Linked DNA regions of Mus musculus: regions 1 and 2 are each linked to region 3. A link is a loop called in an ENCODE intact Hi-C map of the cell type or tissue named here. Cell type or tissue: left cerebral cortex. All regions are shown on one strand. Each heading gives the region's core, and the rest is flanking DNA. Links, peaks and the distances in the headings are about the cores only. Region 1 overlaps Gm10754 (predicted gene 10754). Region 2 overlaps Gm10754 (predicted gene 10754). Region 3 holds the start of 4930525C09Rik (RIKEN cDNA 4930525C09 gene).

Region 1 (6,411 bases), core at 1,730-4,229, 220 kb after region 3:
AGATGCCCTACCATGCCCAGTGATGATTCTCCTCCCACCATGCTCTCCCTGCACCTGATATTCTCAAAGCCTTTCTCCCTCCCCATCCCCTCTCTCACCCAGTTCCCTTACTCCATCCACCTCCAATATGCATTCTATTTCCCCTTTCAATCAAGATTCAACCATCTTCCCTTGGACCCTCCATGTTATTTGGTTTCTTTGAGTCTATGGATTGTAGTGTGAGTATCCTATATTGTATGGGTAATATCTACTTATAAGTGAGAACATACCATGTATGTCCTTTTGGGTCTGGGTTACCTCACTCAGGATGGTATTTTCTAGTATTATTTATTTTTGCAAATTTCATGTGCTTGTCTTGAATAGCCACCGTAGTATTCCATTGTGTAAATGAATCACATTTTCTTTATCCATTCTTCAGTTGAGGGAAGTCTGGGTTTTATCCAATTTCTGGATATTATGAATAAAGCTGTATGAACATAGCTGAACATGTGCCCTTGTGGGTTGGTGAAGAATCTTTTGGGTATATCCCCATGAATGGTACAGTTGGGTCTTGATATAGAACTCTTTCCAATGTTCTGAGAAACTGCCAGATTGATTTCCAGAATGGTTGTACAAGTTTGCCCTCCTAGCAGCAATGGAGGAGTCTGCATTGCTTCCCATCCTGACCAGCATGTGCTCTTCCCGGAGATTTGATCTTTGATGGCTGTTAGGTGGAATCTCAGAGATTTTTTAAATTTGCATTTCCTTGATGACTAAAGGACATTGAATATTTCTTTAAGTGCTTCTCAGCCACTAGAGATTCCACTGTTGAAAATTTCTGTTTAGCTTTGTACTGCAGTTTTAACTGGGTTATTTGGGTTGTTGTTTTTAAACTTCATATGGATGGAATCACATCTGACAGTTTTTGTCTCTGAATTATTCTATTATATATGATTCTCCTGTGAGTCTCTTAATTGATCTCAAAATTGTTAACTCTCAGTATTCTTATCCCCGTGTGATATCTCATTTTATAAATAAGCTACGATCATTTTTTTTCTCTGCTACACTTGAAGGCAAGCAGTTTTCATTTTGGAAATACTATATATACTAACATAAACTTTCTCACAGCAGTATTACAAGTTTTGTATATTTTTAATGTAGACTGACAAATCATTACTTTGGTTTGATATGTCATTTTAAATAAATTAACCTTTTGACTAATGCAACCTCTTTTAATCCTGCAGAGGTTATCAGGTCAGTTTAATGTCTGCAGTAAAGTTGTAAACATTTAGATACTTTTTCCTCTTTGGTCTTTTTTCTATCTTGTATTTTTATATGCATATTCACATATTCATTAAAAATGTTTGCCCATGAATGGCTTCCAGTGGCAATGGCATTAAAGTTGTGAGGACATTTGGGGAACATTGTCCCATTGATGTTCTCCAACCAAGTGTTCTCATGCTCTTGCTGAGGAGACCTGTCAGTCAGCGTCAATCCTTATTGCTTTGGCTTTAATTGGATAATGTACATTAACATACATAGCTCCTTTGGAAGGACGTGAATTACAAATAAAAACATCATACAAGTAGCATATTTCCCCCCAAATATAAATTATATCTTTACTTCCAGTGTCAAATTAGGTGAAATAACCAAATTGGTTTTTTAAAATTTCTTGTAACGCAGCCTCAAAAATAATTATTTTATCACAAAATAAACATCCAGAAACTGACTGTTGCATACCCTGTGATGAGGTAGCTAGCAAGTGATGGATCATCTTCTCTTTCTCTTCTCTGTGTTATTTTATTTAAATAGAACCAGTTGTTTGAGTTACTGTTCAGTTTCCTCTATTTTAGTCTACCTTTCTCTTTATGATCTCAAAACACCTGTCAAAAATCTATGAACTTCTTGAAAACCTAAGGATATATTAAAGAAGTATGTTTTATATAACTATGTGCTTAAGAGTGAGGAAAAGGCCATATGCAATGTACTTTAGCAAAAAACAATTAAAGCATTGTAAGAATTTCTTCAATCTAACAGTCCTTTATGGTCTTTTTATATGCCTGAAGCATTGTATACTTAATGCTATTCATGTTTCCACATTTTTCATAAACTCAATTGAACTTTTATGTTCTTACTAAAGGTTGAGCAAACTGAACTTTATTTGATCACTGTAATATAAATACAATTTGTAGACCAAAAGCCTTGCACAAAATATCCGAATTCTGATATAAGAAGAAAAATGATAAAATGATAAACTTCTTACAAATCAAAGCAAACAGATTCCAATCTGACACACAGTAAGGCTAAAGCAACCGCTGACACTAGAGCAATACAGCGCTCAAGACTTTAGACAACCTATCTGTCGAGCATGCTTCTTCATTGATTCATTTCATTCAGTAAAAACTGAGCTGCATAATACACAGTGATCTAGAAATGCAGAATGGATCCCAAACCATGAAAATTTAGAGTCTGGCAGGCACAGCACTGGTTCATACTCTACAGAGCTCTTTAACTCTAGAGAAAAGCAAATGATTTTGATAGCACAGATTCTGATTACATTCAAGGAACCTTCCATTTTATAGAGAGCTCTGATGCCAGCAGATGTCATGAGGTAGCCGAACTAGGTGTCAGTGGAAGCCGCTTTCATCACGCCTGCTCCAGTGTCTGTGAGTGGTGGGTTTTTCCACTGAGTGGTAGATACAGCCCAGTGCTCTTTCAAGCTGTGCACTTGGCTGTGTTGGTTTTCCACTAAGTGATCCTTCCCTACTGTTCTTTACCAAGTAGCTCACAGTGTTCTTCCTGTCTTCTCACTGTCTTCTTCTCCCCACCCACATCCAGGACAAATATCTTCTTAGCCCACTGCTGTACTTTGCTCCTGCCTACAGCATCTCACTCATTCCTCCCACTTGCTTGCCTAATTCCGCCCTTCATTTTGAACATTTCAGTTTCCACCTACCTGCAGGAAGATTTGAAGGTTCACTTAGAGAACCCTAGATACTCATATATAAATAGATGAGATTTTCCTGGGGGAAAAATCTCTACAAAAACAGAAGTTTGTTTTTCCTACTCAAGGCTAGGCCCAGTATGCTACATGTATGTTTGTAAATACAGATGATGGAAAGAGGATTTCTGATGGTGTTTTACACACACATAATGGATTACCTCTTCATATCTAACGACAGTTCCAATACCTTGATTTTAGGGCTAGGGCTTCATGTTACAGATTTTTGTGTGGCTGTCTTATGAGCCAGCAGCAAAGAAAAATCTTTTCTTTTTACTCAGCAATATGTCATTGTTCATTTAGAGATAGAGAGAGATAGAGATGATAGAGATAGAGATATCACATACACAAAGTCATACTCTGAAAAAATTTAATTTTCTGGTAATTTCAGTCATTTATTAATTCAGCAAACAATATTTGGCACCTGCTATTTCAATAATCCTTTGAAAAAGAGGCAGGTAAAGAATAAAACCATGAGGAAACAAATACAAATCAGTGTTTTTGTTTTATTTTATTTTTGGTTTTTGTTTTATATTTTGATTTTTGTTTTATGTTATTTTTTCATTCTTTTTCTGTATTAAAAATTGGTGGTCCACAGAAAACATGCTGTGTAGCTGTGGTGGGGAAAGGCACACATGTTGGATTTTTATTGTGGAGAAATTCAATTTTCAATTCTTTTAAGGACTTACATAGTTCAACTACACAAAGATAGTTTTTCATCTTGATCTTGTATTTATATACATACTTCCTCTGCTAAATCGGCTGTTTAACTTCATGGCTTCTGTCCTGGTATTCAAGCATTGAGGAACTGAGGGAGATGGCATTTAAAAGTACAGTAATGTCCCCTTCGTACATGTCAGATTTATAACAACAAATCCTTAACATATTAAAAAGAAATTAATATGTAGAAAGTGAGGATCTGAAGACATTCTACTTCATAAGACAGAGTCATAGACACTTAAGCAGTCCATGACAACATTTGTGTTTTGCTAACTTATATGAGAAAAAAATCTATTTTTTATAAAAATCTCTTAAATGTCATAATTTTTATTATAAGTAAACTTCAATACTACCAGCAGTACTTGTCTATTTTTGCAAATAAATCACAGATAATTTTGTATTTTAGTATTGCTGTTAGAGATGTTAAAAGTTACCACTTATTCTCATCCTTATTGCACAATTCCAGTAATTGTTGTATTTAGTTCCAAATGTTGTGGTTAAATGGATTAATAACAAAAAGCAGGTACATTACAATACTTTTAAATGTCATTGATCATCATCTCAATATAATTTATTTCCTACAGAACTCTTTTATATTTTTTAAAATAAAAGAATAGGATGTTTAAAAAGAAAATAACTATAGGACACAAAAGTATGAATTTAAAATAGAATATGCATATTGTGTTCCATAGTCAGGAAGGGACTCTGCAGGAGTGATATTTGAACTGACAGGCAGAATGTGGTGCAGTGAGTCATATGTAAACTAAAGAGGGTGACTCTGGAGCAAGGGGACAGGAAAGACAAAAGTCTTTAAGCAGGAGAGAAGTTGCATGGACATTTGTGGGAGGCTGGAGAGGAAGGGTGATAACACAGGGAGAGCAATGCATTTATTTCTACATATGCTTATCTATGTAGGTGCAGTTGTAGATATGGTGACTGGATAAGTCTTTATAACAATATTTATTACAAGCTTTTGACAAACCAGAAGAGTGTTAAGTCTGTCTAGCAGGAAAGAGTAAATGATAATGATCACCATAGAAACAGAATAATGTAATAATCACAAATATTGAGGATGGAGATTTGAAGAGCCAGTGAGAGGATAGAAAAATTCCAAGTTTGTGGGTTTAGGTGAGGTCCAAGAAATGCTGGAGATACATAGCAGGAGAGATACCAAATATTTTGCTTGTAGTAGCAGCAAAAAAGATGCTGGAGATACAGAGAAGTGTATGACTTAAGATACTGGTGAGTCATTTCAGTGAGGTGACTTATTTTACTGCTAAATTGCTTCCTTTACTGGGAATAAAATGTTCACTATTATTCTTAATGCTTTTATTCCTCGTTAACACAGAAGATGTTTTCTAAATATTAAAAACATAAAATTAAATACTGGAATGTTTGTTTCCAATTTAGTAGTACCACCAGCTTTCTCAACGGTTAATTTTCTAAATTGGGAAGTAAAGGTATAGTTAGTTCTTAAATATCAATGTAAATTTTCATTGTTTATATGAATGTGTATTACATTACTGTCTATTACAATAATGGTATAACAAAAATTAGAATGATTAACATACAGTCTTAAGAACAGAGTTAAGAACATGTGCGTTGAGGCCAATATACCAATAAATGAGAAAAATGTCTTTTCTATAATAAGATTGAATGTTTAAATAAATCACAGAGCATCTTATTGGACTGCTTGTTTTCTTGATGTCTTGCTTCTTGTGATCTTTATATGATTTTGATATTAATTATCTAATAAGTTTTCTCCAGTCTCCCTATAAGATTATTTCTTTTGCTTTATAATTTCCTGGGGTCCTATGTGGCCTTATTTACTACCTAATCACCACCTTATTTACAAAAGACTTAACTAGTATACTTCATAGTTCTTTCTTCTAGCTCTTTCAAAATTCACACTTCAAATAAAGTCCTTGAAAGAAGATAAATGTTAATAAATAAACAGTTTCTAAAGTGTTGAACATTACTAGACATTAGGGCAATACAAATGAAAATGGCTTTGAGGTCTGATCTCTCACCAGTCAGAGTGGCTTACAAGAAGGAACCACGCTAGGCTTCTTTCTGTAAGCACAGCATAGCATCAGTAAGTAAGCCAGGCTTAGGAGCCTCCCCTTGAGATGGATTTCAAGTTGGGCCTGTCACTGGACCACCTTTCCCACAGTCTCTTCTCCATATATTACCTGCAGTTCTTTTAGAAAGGAATAATTCTGCGTCAGTATTTTGACTATGGGATGGCAACCTCATCCCTCCACTAGATGTTCTGTATTCCTACTGAAGATGGACTCCACAAGTTACCTCTCTATATTCTTGGGAATTTCATCTAAGGTCCCTCCCTTTGAGTCCTGCGAGTCTCTCGCCTTCTAGGTTTCTGCTTCATTCTAGAGGGTCCCCATCCTCCCATTCTTCTTTCCTCCAAGAGGCCCAACAAACAGCTGACTGAGACATCTGCAGATACTTACACTGAACCAATGGACTGAAGTTGGGACCCCTATGGTTGAATAAAGGAAAGGCTTGAAGAAGCTGAGGAGGAGGGTAACCCTATAGGAAGAACATCAGTCTCAACTATACTGGACCCCTGATATATCACTGAGCCACCAACCAGGCAGCATATACTAGCTGCTCTGACCCCCCTGGCATATATACAGCAGAGGAATGCCTGGTCTGGCCTCAATGAGAGAAAATGTGCCTAACCCTCAAGA
Region 2 (6,411 bases), core at 1,775-4,274, 51 kb after region 3:
ATAATAGTCAGAAGGTGGAAAGAACCCAGATGTTCTTCAACAGAGGAATGAATACAGAAAATGTGGTACATTTACACAATGGAGTATTACTTAGCTATTAAAAACAATAACTTCATGAAATCCTTAGGCAAATGTATGGAACTAGAAAAATATCCTAAGTGAGGGAACTCAGTCACAAAAGAACATACATAGTATACACTCACTGACAAGTGTATATTAGCCCAAAAGCTCTGAATACCCAAGATAAAACTCACAGAATATGAAGCTCAAGAAGAAGGAAGATCAAAATATGGATGCTTCAGTCCTCCTAAGAAGGGGCAAGAAAATACTCATGGGAGGCAAAGGGTGGGACGGACTTGGAAGTAAAAGAGGAGGGGGAGGGGGCAAGGGGGACAAGGGGGCAAGATTGAGTATGAGAGGAGATGGGGATGATATACAGAGGGTCAAGAATTTGAACAGATATGTGTAGCAATGGGGGATGGGGAACTGGGTGTAGCCATCAGCAAGTCACAGATGGCAGGAAAGCAAAAGGCTCCCAGGACCCAACAGAGATGAGACTAGCTGAAATGCCTAGCAAAAGGAGGGGTGAACCTGAAAAGACCATACCCAGAGGTTAGGCAATGCCCATGGTTGGGGGGTGGGAGCACCCTCTCATCTCCAAATTCTTACCCCAAAAGAGCTCCTGTCTAAAGGAAATATGCAGAAACTGCCCCACCTGGGGGTCCATCCCATTTACAAACACCAAACCCAGACACTATTGCAGATGCCAAGCAGTGCGTGCTGACAGGAGCCTGATGTAGCTGTCTCCTGAGAGGCTATGCCAGACCCTGACAAATACAGAGGTGAATGCATGTACCCAACCATTGGACCTGGCTCCCCAATGGTGGAGTTAGAGAAAGGACGGAAGGGGCTGAAGGGATTTGCAACCCCATAGGAAGAATAACAATATCAACCAACCAGACTCCCTAGAGCTTCCAGGATCTATACCCAACCAAAGAGTCCACATGGAGGGAGACATGGCTCCAGCTGCATATGTAGAAGAGGATGGCATTGTCTGGCATCAATAGGAGGAGAAGCCCTTGGTCCTGTGAAGGCTAGATTCCCCACTGTAGGGGAATGCTAGGGCAGTGAGCTGGGAGTGCGTGGATAGAAAGGGGAGCATCCTCATACAAGCAGGGGGAGAAGGATGGGAGAGACTGAATTCTGGAGGGGAAACCTGGAAAGAGAGAACACTTGAAATGTAAATTCATAAAATATCCAATAAAAAAGATTTCTAAGACAAAAAAAGTAAAAAAAAAAAAAAAAAAAAAAAAAAGATTGTGTTTAATCGTAGCCCTGAATAGATACATAGATAGTTGACATTGATGATTTTAGTAAGTATTTAGAGTGCTAATATAATTTTTATAGCATAGTTATATTACATTGTAAAAGAGAAACATTTTAAAGAGCTCTTAGTTCGCTTTTTAATATAATATAGTTTGTATTTTTCATTTCTCTTTTTTCAAAGTGAGTAATATTTCTAGATTATATAAGTACTGGGGAAAATATTAGATATCTAAAGTACTGTGAACTTAAATTACGTATGGCTGTTTGGATATGCCTATGTATGTAAATAACATATATATGCATTTGTGATTTTTATTTGTTGCATGCATGTGCACGTTATATATTCCTTAAATTTTCTGAGGTCAAGAGACCATAAATATTATAAAACCAGAACTTTCATCACATACCTAAACATTTGAGTTTGCACAGACAAGTACCTGAAAAACAGACTAAATGAAATGTAAAAACCAATCCTCTGTCACTATGACCATACAGTGAGACTAGTTCATCTACAAGTGTCAAATGACATTTAGTTTTATAATGATACATAATAATTATCACAGCTTTTCAGTGCATTTACACAATATCAGAAATGTGTTCACAATAATTACATGGTAGGGTATTTGAGCTTTACAACTCTGTGGATCTTTAATGTTGGCAATCAATCTATATGCTTCTTCATAAAAAATAAAAGGAAAAGGGAAAATATATACTTTAGTATCTCTAAATTAATGGAAAGAAATATTCTTTACTTAAGGGTAATATTGTATATGAAAATGCAAGATAAAAGCCAGAAAAGTCAACACCTTCCTTTCGTCTGTCTATACCCTCTCTCCCTTCTTTTCCCCCTCTTCCCTCTCCCCCACTTCCTCCTTTACATACACTCTTCGTTGTGAGCCAACGATGCCCTGGTTAGGAGACAGTGCATCAGAGGAGATGCATGCTCACTCTCTCCTTTCCCATTCATCTTCTACCAGAGAGTATTCAGGTCTCCCGTGTAATCATTTAGTTACATATCTAATTGATTAAATATTATTTTCCATTAGCATAATATCATCGGTTGCTCTTTTAGAGAATAAATTATTTAGATTTTAGTATTGTTTTTAAAACAATAGCTTAAAATTCTTAATGAATGGTCATGATTCATTAGGGGATGATTGGGCACCAGCTCATGAAAATTAGCTCAAGATACACATTAGCACCAGAGAGCTACCAGAGAGTCCATCCCTTGTGATGTCTTCTTTCTTAAGACATCTTCTTTGGAAAACACTGGTTTCTGTGAGTTAAAACTGATAAACAGTAGGCTCTGTGGAATGTATTTTTTCTTTATAATTGCACTTTATGTTGGGTCTAGGAGGGTTTCCTCACTATCAAAGGGGAAAAAAACAAGCTTGCTAAGCAGAGGTAATGTTAAAGGGACATATAAACACACTTTAGTGTGAAACTTCATTGAATTCAGGATATCTCTGTACCATTGAGATAACTAGGCAGCCCCTTTGAAAAAGACACCAGAGCTCCAGGAAAAAGGGTTTGTTGAAGAGGGGGCTCCAACCAAAATTAAGGTGCAGTAGCAAGCTACATAGCAAGGCTTGCAGAACTTCATGCTATGAGTCATCTGCAACCTTTTGCAAAATCCAACGTGGCAAAAGTACTGAGTTATTATGATGTACCATGTGCGATCCCAATTTGTCATCTTCCCTTGACATATCTTTTATTGAGGGGTACAAGAAGAAACCCCACATTGGCTGAGGAAAATTCTACTTGCTTCCCACACGGAGATTTAAAAATATATTTCTGGAGTTTGGCATTTACAGGAAAATGTTTCACTTTAGTGCTTCTGAAATAAAATTCCTTTTTATACCCTCAGAGAGCAGGAATCTATAATCTGGACCATCACCGCTAGGGGGCCAGTGGAGCTCAGCTGTCTCAGTAAATGGTGGATATGGTAGGAGAAAGGAGTAAACATTAGGGTCTGCTTTGCATGTATGCATTTATCAGTATTGACTGCTTTACTATTTAAAATGATATTTTGCATTGTGTCTGCATTTTTTATTATATTGAAAGTTTTCACTTTTTAACCATAGCATCTTATTCTACCGAGATTGTTATTTCATTATATGAATTATCCACTCAAAGCCTCATTATGTTCCTGTATAGTTATAAAAATTATCTCAAGCAACAGTCGCTCTAATGGAACTTGATGTGTGAAGCTAAATAAGAAAAATATTCTCAACGTAAAAAGGAGTGCAGAAAGGAATCACATTCTTAATCTTTGTTTCCTTTTAATGTTTCAACTGATAGATTTGCATCACTTCCTCCCTATTTTCCTTTCTCCAACCTCTCCCAGTTAGTCTCCCTTGAACCTCCTCCATTCCTCATTCTCAAGTTAATGGTTGCTGTTTCTTTAATTATTATCACTACACACACTTACACACACAATCTGTATGTATATTCAGTGTATACTATACACAAATATACATAAAACACCCTGCTGATACCCATCTTTGTTGTTGGCATGTATATGGTTTCAAGACTGACCATTCTGTACAGCATACTAATAAGGGCTTTATCCATGCGACAGTTAATTTTCTTTTATTCCTGTGGTCATTGATTTGTTTATCTAAATCTATTGTACCACAGCATCCTCCTCCTTTCATGTTAATATGACCATTGATATCAGTATTGTTGCAGTCTTGTTTATATAGCCATTTCTGGAAAGACTGTTTCATATCAGACTCCTTGGGATTCTCATCAGACTCTTAACAATCTTTCTATCCTCTGCTGTGTTGCTCTCTGAGCCATAGATGCAAGTGCAGTTTTGTAGATGTATTTACTGGGGCTTGGCTTCCTGGAATCTGTTGATCTCTAAATTGTATTCTGGTGTGTGTGTGTGTGTGTGTGTGTGTTTTCTTTCTTTCTATGATAGTCTTAATTCTCTTTAAAGAACGGTTTGTCAAATGAAGGGTAGTAGCAGCCATAAGGTCAACTTAGAATGTTGTTATGTTACTCAGGGGAGCACAGGCTATAGAAGCAGCAAAGCAGCTGACACAGGGTCCTACAGGCCTACATCTGCAGCCAGGATGTGGGGATGTTCCACAGCTCTCTGTACACTGGTCTTGTTAGAAGAGAGCTTGAACAAAAACATCCAGGATCTAAAAATGGAAGTAGAAACAATAAAGAATAATCCCGTGCATCCTATCATATCACCATGTACTAAGGCTGATCTTTAATAACAACATAAATAATAGAAAGTCCACATACACATGGAAGCTGGAAGCTGAACAACACTCTTCTTAATGATATCTTGCTCAAATAAGAGAGAAAGAAAGAAAGAAAGAAAGAAAGAAAGAAAGAAAAGAAAGAAGTTAAAGGCTTTAAGAGAGTTTAAAGAGTTTAATGAAAATGAAGCAACAACATACCCAAAATTATGGGACACAATGAAGGCAGTCCTAAGAGGAAAATGTATAGTTCTGAGTGCCTCCAGAAAGAAACTGGAGAGAGCAGACACTACTAGCAGCACACCTAAAAGTTCTAGAACAAAAGGAAGCAAATTTACCCAAGAGGAGTAGATGGCAGGAATTAATCAAACTCAGGGCTAAAATCAACCAAGTGGAAACAAAAAGAATATATAAGAACAATACAATAAATCAACCAAACCAGGAGCTGGTTCCTTGAGAAAAACAAGATAGATAATCCTTTTGCCACACTAAGTAGAGGGCACAAGGACAGTAACCTAATTAACAAATCAGAAATGAAATGGAAGACATAACAACAGAAACTTAGGAAATCCAAAAATCATCAGATCCTACTACAAAAGCCAAGGACACACGCTCCACTATGTTCGTAGCAGCCTTATTTATAATAGCCAGAAGCTGGAAAGCACTGAGATTCCTCAACAGAGGAATGGACACAGAATGTGTGGTAAATTTTACACAGTGGAGAACTACACAGCTATTAAAAATAATGAATTTATTAAATTCTTAGACAAATGGATGGATCCGAAGGATATCATCCTAATTGAGGTAGCCCAATCACAAAAGAACACACATGATATACACTCACTGATGAGTGGATATTAGCCCAGAAGCTTGAAATATCCAAGATACAATTTGCAAAACCTGTGAATCTCAAGAAGAAGGAAGACCAAAGTGTGATACTTCAATGCTTCTTAGAAGGGGGAACAAAGTACCCATGGAAGGAGTTACAGAGACAACATTTGGAGCAGAGACTGACAGAATGACCAACCAGAGACTGCCCCACCTGGGGATCCATCCCACAAAGAACCACCAAACCCAGACACTATTGCAGATGCTAGCAAGAGCTTGCTGACAGGAGCATGAAAAACTGTCTCCTGAGAGGATCTGCCAGGGCCTGACAAATACAGAAGTGGATGCTCACAGTTATCCATCAGACCAAGCACAGGGTTCCCAATGAAGGAGCTAGAGAAAGTACCCAGGGAGCTGAAGGGGTTTGTATCCCCATAGGAGGAACAACAATATGAACTAACCAATACCCCCTAGAGCTCCCTGGGTGTAAATCACCAATCAAAGAAAACACATGGTGTGACTCATGGCTCTAGGTGCATATGGAGCAGAGGGTGGCTTAGCTGGTCATCAATGGGAGGAGAGGCCCTTGGTCTTATGAAGGTTCTATGCCCCAGTGTAGGGGAATGCCAGGGCCTGGAAGCTGGAGTGGGTGAGTTGGTGAGCAGGGGGAGGGGGAGGAGGTAGGGGATTTTTCAGAGGGGAAATTAGGAAAGGGGATAACATTTGAAATGTAAATAAAGAAAATATCTAATAAAAATATAAAATAAATTAAAAATATTGTTATTCTAAATTACTTTATTTTCTAAGGTCTATAGACTCTATAACCTCAATGGTCATGAGAAGCTGGCTTACTTTCTAGGATCAGGTGACATTTCTTTCCCATGGAATGGGCCTTACGTCCAAATTATAAAGCTGTTGGTCCCACATTTATGCAAGTGTGACTTACTATGCCTTTATGCATGTCTTGCTATGCTGCAGTTTTTGTGGTTCACAGGAACTGCATCTGGGTATAGGTGGTTAATTGCTTTCCTCCCTTAAT
Region 3 (6,411 bases), core at 2,533-5,032:
GAGCCATCTCACCACGTCCTCTAGTGTTCTTCTGTGACTCTTCATTCACGTGCTCAATTTTCTGGTTGAGTAAGGAGAGACCCTGAGGTATGTTTAGTTAGACTTTTCTATATTGAAAGGAAGAAACAATAGTATATAAAACAGCCAAGCCACTTGGAAGTAGAAGTGATGTGGAATAAAAACCTGCATAGAATTCACAAAAAGGAAAACATTTCTTTCCTTTTCATCCTCTTCTCCCTTTAATGGCCCACATCTTTGAGGTGGCTCACTCTCACCCTGTGTCTCTCCCACTTTGCTTTGTAAATTCTCCACTTCTGTTTGCCATGTTTTGACTTTCCCACTGCTCCACCTAAGTCTTTCAGGTTCAAGAGACATGGAGCTGGCCTAGAGGATGCATGGCTGTAACTTCCTCTCTTAGACCTAGTACAGAGTGCTTTGATGCATCCTATTATCCCGTGTAAAGGGGGGGGGTGGTGGGAGGAATTTGAATTAAAGTATCAGCATTATCATAGTCATTTGCAAGGAAACTTAACATGCATTACATCCCGAGCATCTAGGAACCCCAAAACCCCATTTTCTAAATGAACCATAAAAGAAACTAAGGCCTTATATCCCAGTTGAAAAGTTGGTAACTGACAATGGAGAGCTGAGAGCTATTTCCTTTGCTGCTGAAAACTCACTAGTTTTTTTGCGGTAACCAGCTTCACAGAATGAAAAGGCAGCCCCGTGTAATAACCCGTGTCTGTAATCTCAGCTCTAGAGAGGACGAAACGGGACAGTCAAAAGTTCAAGGCGCTTCTCTACCACACAGTGAACTCTAGGCTGTTCTGGAGTGGAAATGAAGGTTCTAGCTAAACGTCCTAAATAGTAAAACAAAAGCAGAATATACTAAAATGCGACCCAAGCACTTCACTGCCACGCTGTGGCTCCTTCTGCCTAGCTGTACCTTGACGTTTCCTCTGCATTCAACATAAGTGGCTGCTTCAGATTCAAAACGAAGTTTCTATAAATAGACTCTTGAAAAGGATTTGCTGTACCAACTTATACGACCCTTGCAGTGTTTCTGTCTGGTACCCTCAGCAGGGGCCTTCGTCAGGAAAGAGGGTTATCATTGTCATGTTCAGGGCAATCATGAAAACTTTGGTCTGGTTCCATTTGGAACCTTGATGGGACACCCTCCCGGTCTCTCACAAAGGCTACCTTGGCAACTGCTCAGAATGTAAAGTCCCTCAGCCCCTGCAACCTCAAGGTAGCCATCCATTCTCCCTATCTCCCTGATGTGCCGCCTCACTGCTCACTGGCACCACCGTTTCTAGCTCTTCTCTGTGAGGTATGAATCCTTCATATCAGGGTCCAGACCCAGGATCTGTGAGGGACAGCACAAAGCTCTAATGTTCTATGTAAAGGAACAGGGGAGAAAGCTTTTTATTTCTTCTGTGATTTATCTCTTAAATTAATATACACACAGACACACACACCACATATGCACACACACATATACACACACATGTGCACAAACACACATACACAGAGACACACACACTCACAGACACACATGGATTTTAACAGTGAATGCTGTGTTATATGAATGAACACAGGCAGGCAAATGCAAAGTTCTCACAGATGCCCTTGTTTGGCCCACAACTCCAGTTATCCTCACCTCACACACTCATAAAGAGAGGGAAACACACACACAGACACACACACACACACACACACAGACACACACACACACACAGACACAGAGAGAGAGAGAGAGAGAGAGAGAGAGAGAGAGAGAGAGAGACAGAGACAGAGAGACAGAGAGAGAGAGAGAGAGAGAGAGACAGAGAGAGTGAGTTTATGTCCAGGCATGTAGTGAAAGTTGGAATAGCCTTTGTTCAGGGGTGGAGGAGGCAGTGGCTCATGGAAGTGGAGGTAAGAAGGCACAGGACGGGGCAAGCTTCTATGTCCTAGGCCATTCTCCAGGGCTTTACCAGAGGATACCTTCAACACAAATTAAAAGATAAGATTGTCAGGCATTTCAAGAGAAGGTTCTCAGAGCATGAAGCCGCAGGTTCAGAGTCCAGTTTATGAGAACAATGAGGCTGTGTTTAGGGAGGACAAGTTTAAGGGGACTGAGAATAGTTATAAGCCAGGCCGGCCCCTTTCAAGATGCTTCCCTGGCACTCACACCCTCTGCTCTGCCCAGCTCTCTGTATTCCTTGATAATATGCTCCTCTGAAAACCTTGCCAGCCTTGGAAGATTCCCAAGTATGCAGTATGTGCTGTTATGCTCATGAGAACAATACCCCCCACCCCCCACCCCCATAGCCTGATGCTAACCCTTATGTGAATAAGCTGTATTCCATACTGGGTCCTTGTGTTGCTAGCCCATTGATCTTTAACTCTAATCAATAATTCTGTGATCATATACTGAGCCTTCCTGGAACAAGGATCCTTTATATCCATGGTTCTCAACTTTCCTAATTTTGTGACCTTTTAGTACAGTTCACCACAGGTTGTGGTGGCCTCCCAACCGAAAAGATAATTTTGTTGATTCCTGACAGCCTCCCCCATCTAACATCTCTGGGACTTCCTAAAGATCCCCCCAATCCCTACCCTCATGCATGATGCCAACAGTGTGGCCATGGAACCTGAAAAGCCCCACCCCCTCCTGTAGCCAGGTAGAATCTCCAGTGGAGGGATAACCCAACCAACACACAAAACTTTGACCCAAAATTTGTCCTATCTAAAAGAAATTCCGCAACAGGAACTGACAAACGGCCAACCAGTAACCAGCTCAACTTGAAACCCATCCCATGGACAAGCACCAATGCATGACATCGTTATCGATACTCTGTTATGCTTGTAAACAGGAAGCTAGCATAACTGTCCTCTAGCGGGCTCTACCTGTTGCCTGTGCTCTGGACTACTTGCTACCTGACGCCACGTGCCCTTGGGTGCTGGGGCTGAGATGGCACAGAGTCAACGACACAGACTCTGGGAACAGGTGAGAAATGCCTCAACATTTTTATTCCTTTTGAAAATTAAGTTGCCATAGATCATACCTGGTTTCATATACATCACAGCTTTAGAGTCTTGTAGTTGTTTCTTCTGTTTCTAATAGTATTATTGTGACCCAAAATTCTTAAACACATACATTGATATGTACACACACACACACACACACACACACACACACACACACACACAAACTCTTATCTCTGTGTTGCTGTGTCTCTCTCTGTCTGTCTCCTCTCCTCTCCTCTCCTCTCCTCTCCTCTCCTCTCCTCTCCTCTCCTCTCCTCTCCTCTCCTCTCCTCTTCTCTCTCTCTCTCTCTCTCTCTCTCTCTCTCTCTCTCTCTCTCTCTCTCACACACACACACACACACACACACAGAGACACTTCCATTTCCAAATGGGTAATGTTGCCTCACTAAACCTTTTCTTTGATTTTACGGAAATTCTCATACCCTTTCCTTTGGTTTTTTATGCTGTCTGCTCTTTTCCTTCACTGTTACAAGTACCAGGTCTGAACTTCATGTTATATCATTGAAACAGCTTTTTTGTAAATACTTTCCTGTGTCTTAAAACACTCCAGAAAAAAATTACAAATGCTGGGTCAAATAAAAATAGTGATTCAAAACTTTATGTATTTCATCTAGGTTTTTTTAAAAACATGATCTTCAAAATATGACCCAGTGATATGAATGTAAGTCCACATAATTTGCATGCAAGCAAAGCAAAAGAAAACAATTTGAATTATTTGTTTATGTTATCTCCTATGTTCAGTTATGTTATCTCCCATGGCTTTTGAATTTTCTTTGTAAAAAAAATTAGAATTCAAAGATCTGAAAGTGAGATTTCTGGGTCCTACCCAGAAGGTGGGAGGGTTCACATATGGCAAAGGAAACTGTATTTTAAACCAACTCTGCAGAGGATTGTGAAGGGAACATTTAGTAAAGTTTTCTGGAATTTTAATATTCTTGTTCCAACATTGCCTGATTTAGGGAAGAGTGTCTAGAAAGACAAGACTAGGTGGAAGAATCTATATTCCATTTTAGGGGTCCCAGTAGTCCTGTTAACGTTGTCATATTTATGGTAAAGTAAGATTGGAATTATCTGTGGTCTAAAACCAAACTGCCCTTGAAAGGTAAATCGTATGATTAATAAATGCCAGGTGTTATGTGAAAAAAAATGTTTTATTTACTTTACCAAACCAATTTGAAACTATGTTAGTTATTAGTCGGTTTAATGCTTTTTCCTTCTTTTAAAACTTTGGACCACTCTGAATTTACCTAAAATATTCAGGTGAAAACAGTATAAACTGTTGTAATACATTCGACTTTTTTCTTGCACAGGTGATACTCATGCGCCCACCACCCTACATAACACACAGACACTGTAACAGAGACCCCCAACACTGCAAATTCTCACAACAACTTCTTACCAATACTTTATCCATAACTGAAACAACTCACTGTTTGTTTTACTTTAATAACCCATGATTTTTCTGGCTTCCTACTTATGTGTTGTAAATAGTTTTGCACCTAGAAGTCAGGAATCCTGCACACATCGGTAGGGGCTCTCATTTTCCCATGATTCCCATTTTCCTGTTAACCATCATCAACTGCATTCATATGGCCAAGTCCTCAGTGTGTGTGGGGCACCTCTGAAATGCTACATTCCATTTCTTTTTACTCCCTTCTGTCAGTGGTTGCTTTATTAGACATAGACAGCTGGGAGAGCATATGTTTCTTTAAAGGAAACCTTTAAAATTCAGAGAGCACATTTTCAAAACCCACCCTGGTAAGTTTCAGTGCTTATATCTGGAAGGATTCAAAAGTCAACCAGTTAGAACCTTCATTCTGAAGTTGAAGAAACATCACATTAGAAATAAATTCGAGGGCTCTGCATTAACTTTCAATAGACCTTGCAATTAATTAAAGATTCTGTACTTTCCTATTTAAAACAACAAAAAATTTAATTTCATTTGCCATGTTTGCATTTGACTTGCAGGGATACCTTTTGACAGAACGTTGTCTTCAACCAATGTGTTGAGTGTGTTTGTAGATATTCTGAGATATATTCAGCCTATAGGCTACAAGGTAGACATACTGGTAAGAGTGAATATGTGCTTTCACACAAAACATACAAAGGAGTCAAAAACATACTGATAAAGGTTGAAGGCATCTTATTGGAGCCAAGCACTGTTTGCTTGGCATCCTGATGTCTGCACCCCATTCACACTTCTCATTTATCCTTCACAGCCTGTTCAGTACAATGTAGATAGTGTTCTTAAATTGAACAAATTATACTAAGACTCTGAGAAACTTAATGCTCTGATTACATTGTTATAGTACATTACATATATAAAAGTAAATTGATATGGCTTGCCAGCAAGTTCCATTGATTCTGCTTTCCAGTGGACCCAGGGTGTAACCACTCTACCTGAATGGCACCGGTTATTGCCTGGACTGTTTTGGTAATTTAACTCTTATCCTATTTTTGCCTTTGGTCTCCTTAGAGCCTGTTCTTAACACAGACGAGGAACCTGGGACATTTGCCAGCTAATTCACACCTCTCCCCCAAAAGTCTCAAATACTTTTCTAACTCATTGAGAATAAATGTCAAACTGCTTAATGTGTTATAGATCCCATGGAGCGTCTGGCTTCCTAGCTGTTAGCATGTCTTTGGCTTCTCTGTCTTGTCATTTTGTCCTTTGCAGGCTATGATCTAGCCACACTGCCCAGCTCCCTGCCCTGATTCTCTGCAATGCCTCCGACATTCCATGAGTGTTTTTCAGAATTTTGGGGGTGAATCTATTTTCTTCACAGTAAAATTACCTGGATCATCATTGGATCATCATCTCAGCTATTTCAGATGCTTGGGTAAAAGCCTCCTTCTCAGTGAATCTTTGCATAAATTGTTCCACATCCAGCCATTATGCTTGGATCCTCTCTCTCTCTCTCTCTCTCTCTCTCTCTCTCTCTCTCTCTCTCTCTCTCTCTCTCTCTCTCTCTCCCCTCTGTTTTCTCCTTATTCTTGTTACTACCTATTATTGTAAAGAGGTAAATTTTAACAGCTTCTATTTCTTCAGCATTAAGTAAGCACGAGGGTAGGTATTTACACATTGGTGTGCATCACTGCATTTGAGCTGTGGCCCACAGTTGAATCTCTTCCACATATGGGTTATCTGTCTCATCAAGTTAGTTACCATTCCTGTGTATCAGGTAATGCTGCCCCAGTCTGCTACAACTCTGAAGAAGCCCTGCACACCTTGGATATTCACATTCAGACACAGGCGGATGGGATTTTTCTCATCTGCTACTGACTCGATTCAGTACATATATAATCTCCCCATAATCTTTTTCTAAGAGCATTTCAAAACAGGCTTCTTGTAAGCAAATCTTATTTACTCCCCATGAA

What was found. A loop is a pair of places that touch in the nucleus more often than their neighbours do. Peaks named below come from ENCODE experiments on the same cell type or tissue, not always from the same donor. Only the 100,000 strongest peaks of a DNase experiment are listed, where the experiment ranks them.
Region 1: it touches region 3 in a loop (4-fold over the local background); 2 of 42 quality-filtered maps call a loop at or near these places.
Region 2: a loop joins it to region 3, with 12 times the contacts of the local background. A loop is called at or near these places in 2 of 42 quality-filtered maps.

The regions. Positions count from the first base shown.
Region 1 is chr10:97,937,720-97,944,130 of GRCm38, forward strand. The region is part of intron 1 of Gm10754 (predicted gene 10754); the gene reads right to left. Among named protein-coding and RNA genes, the nearest start is that of Gm10754, 26 kb to the right of the region's middle. In left cerebral cortex, for the core only: no CTCF peak of the experiment used is centred there; a DNase peak (open chromatin) is centred at 2,832; H3K27ac peaks cover 1,409 bases.
Region 2 is chr10:97,765,320-97,771,730 of GRCm38, forward strand. The region is part of intron 3 of Gm10754 (predicted gene 10754); the gene reads right to left. Among named protein-coding and RNA genes, the nearest start is that of Gm25658, 24 kb to the left of the region's middle. In left cerebral cortex, for the core only: a CTCF peak has its summit at 3,215; a DNase peak (open chromatin) is centred at 3,045; H3K27ac peaks cover 1,863 bases.
Region 3 is chr10:97,713,526-97,719,936 of GRCm38, forward strand. All of the region lies in intron 4 of Gm10754 (predicted gene 10754), which reads right to left. It overlaps 4930525C09Rik (RIKEN cDNA 4930525C09 gene), which reads left to right and starts at 1,247. Exons shown (of 3, transcript NR_130993.1): 1 at 1,247-1,330; 2 at 2,739-2,992. In left cerebral cortex, for the core only: no CTCF peak of the experiment used is centred there; DNase peaks (open chromatin) are centred at 3,881 and 4,699; H3K27ac peaks cover 1,281 bases.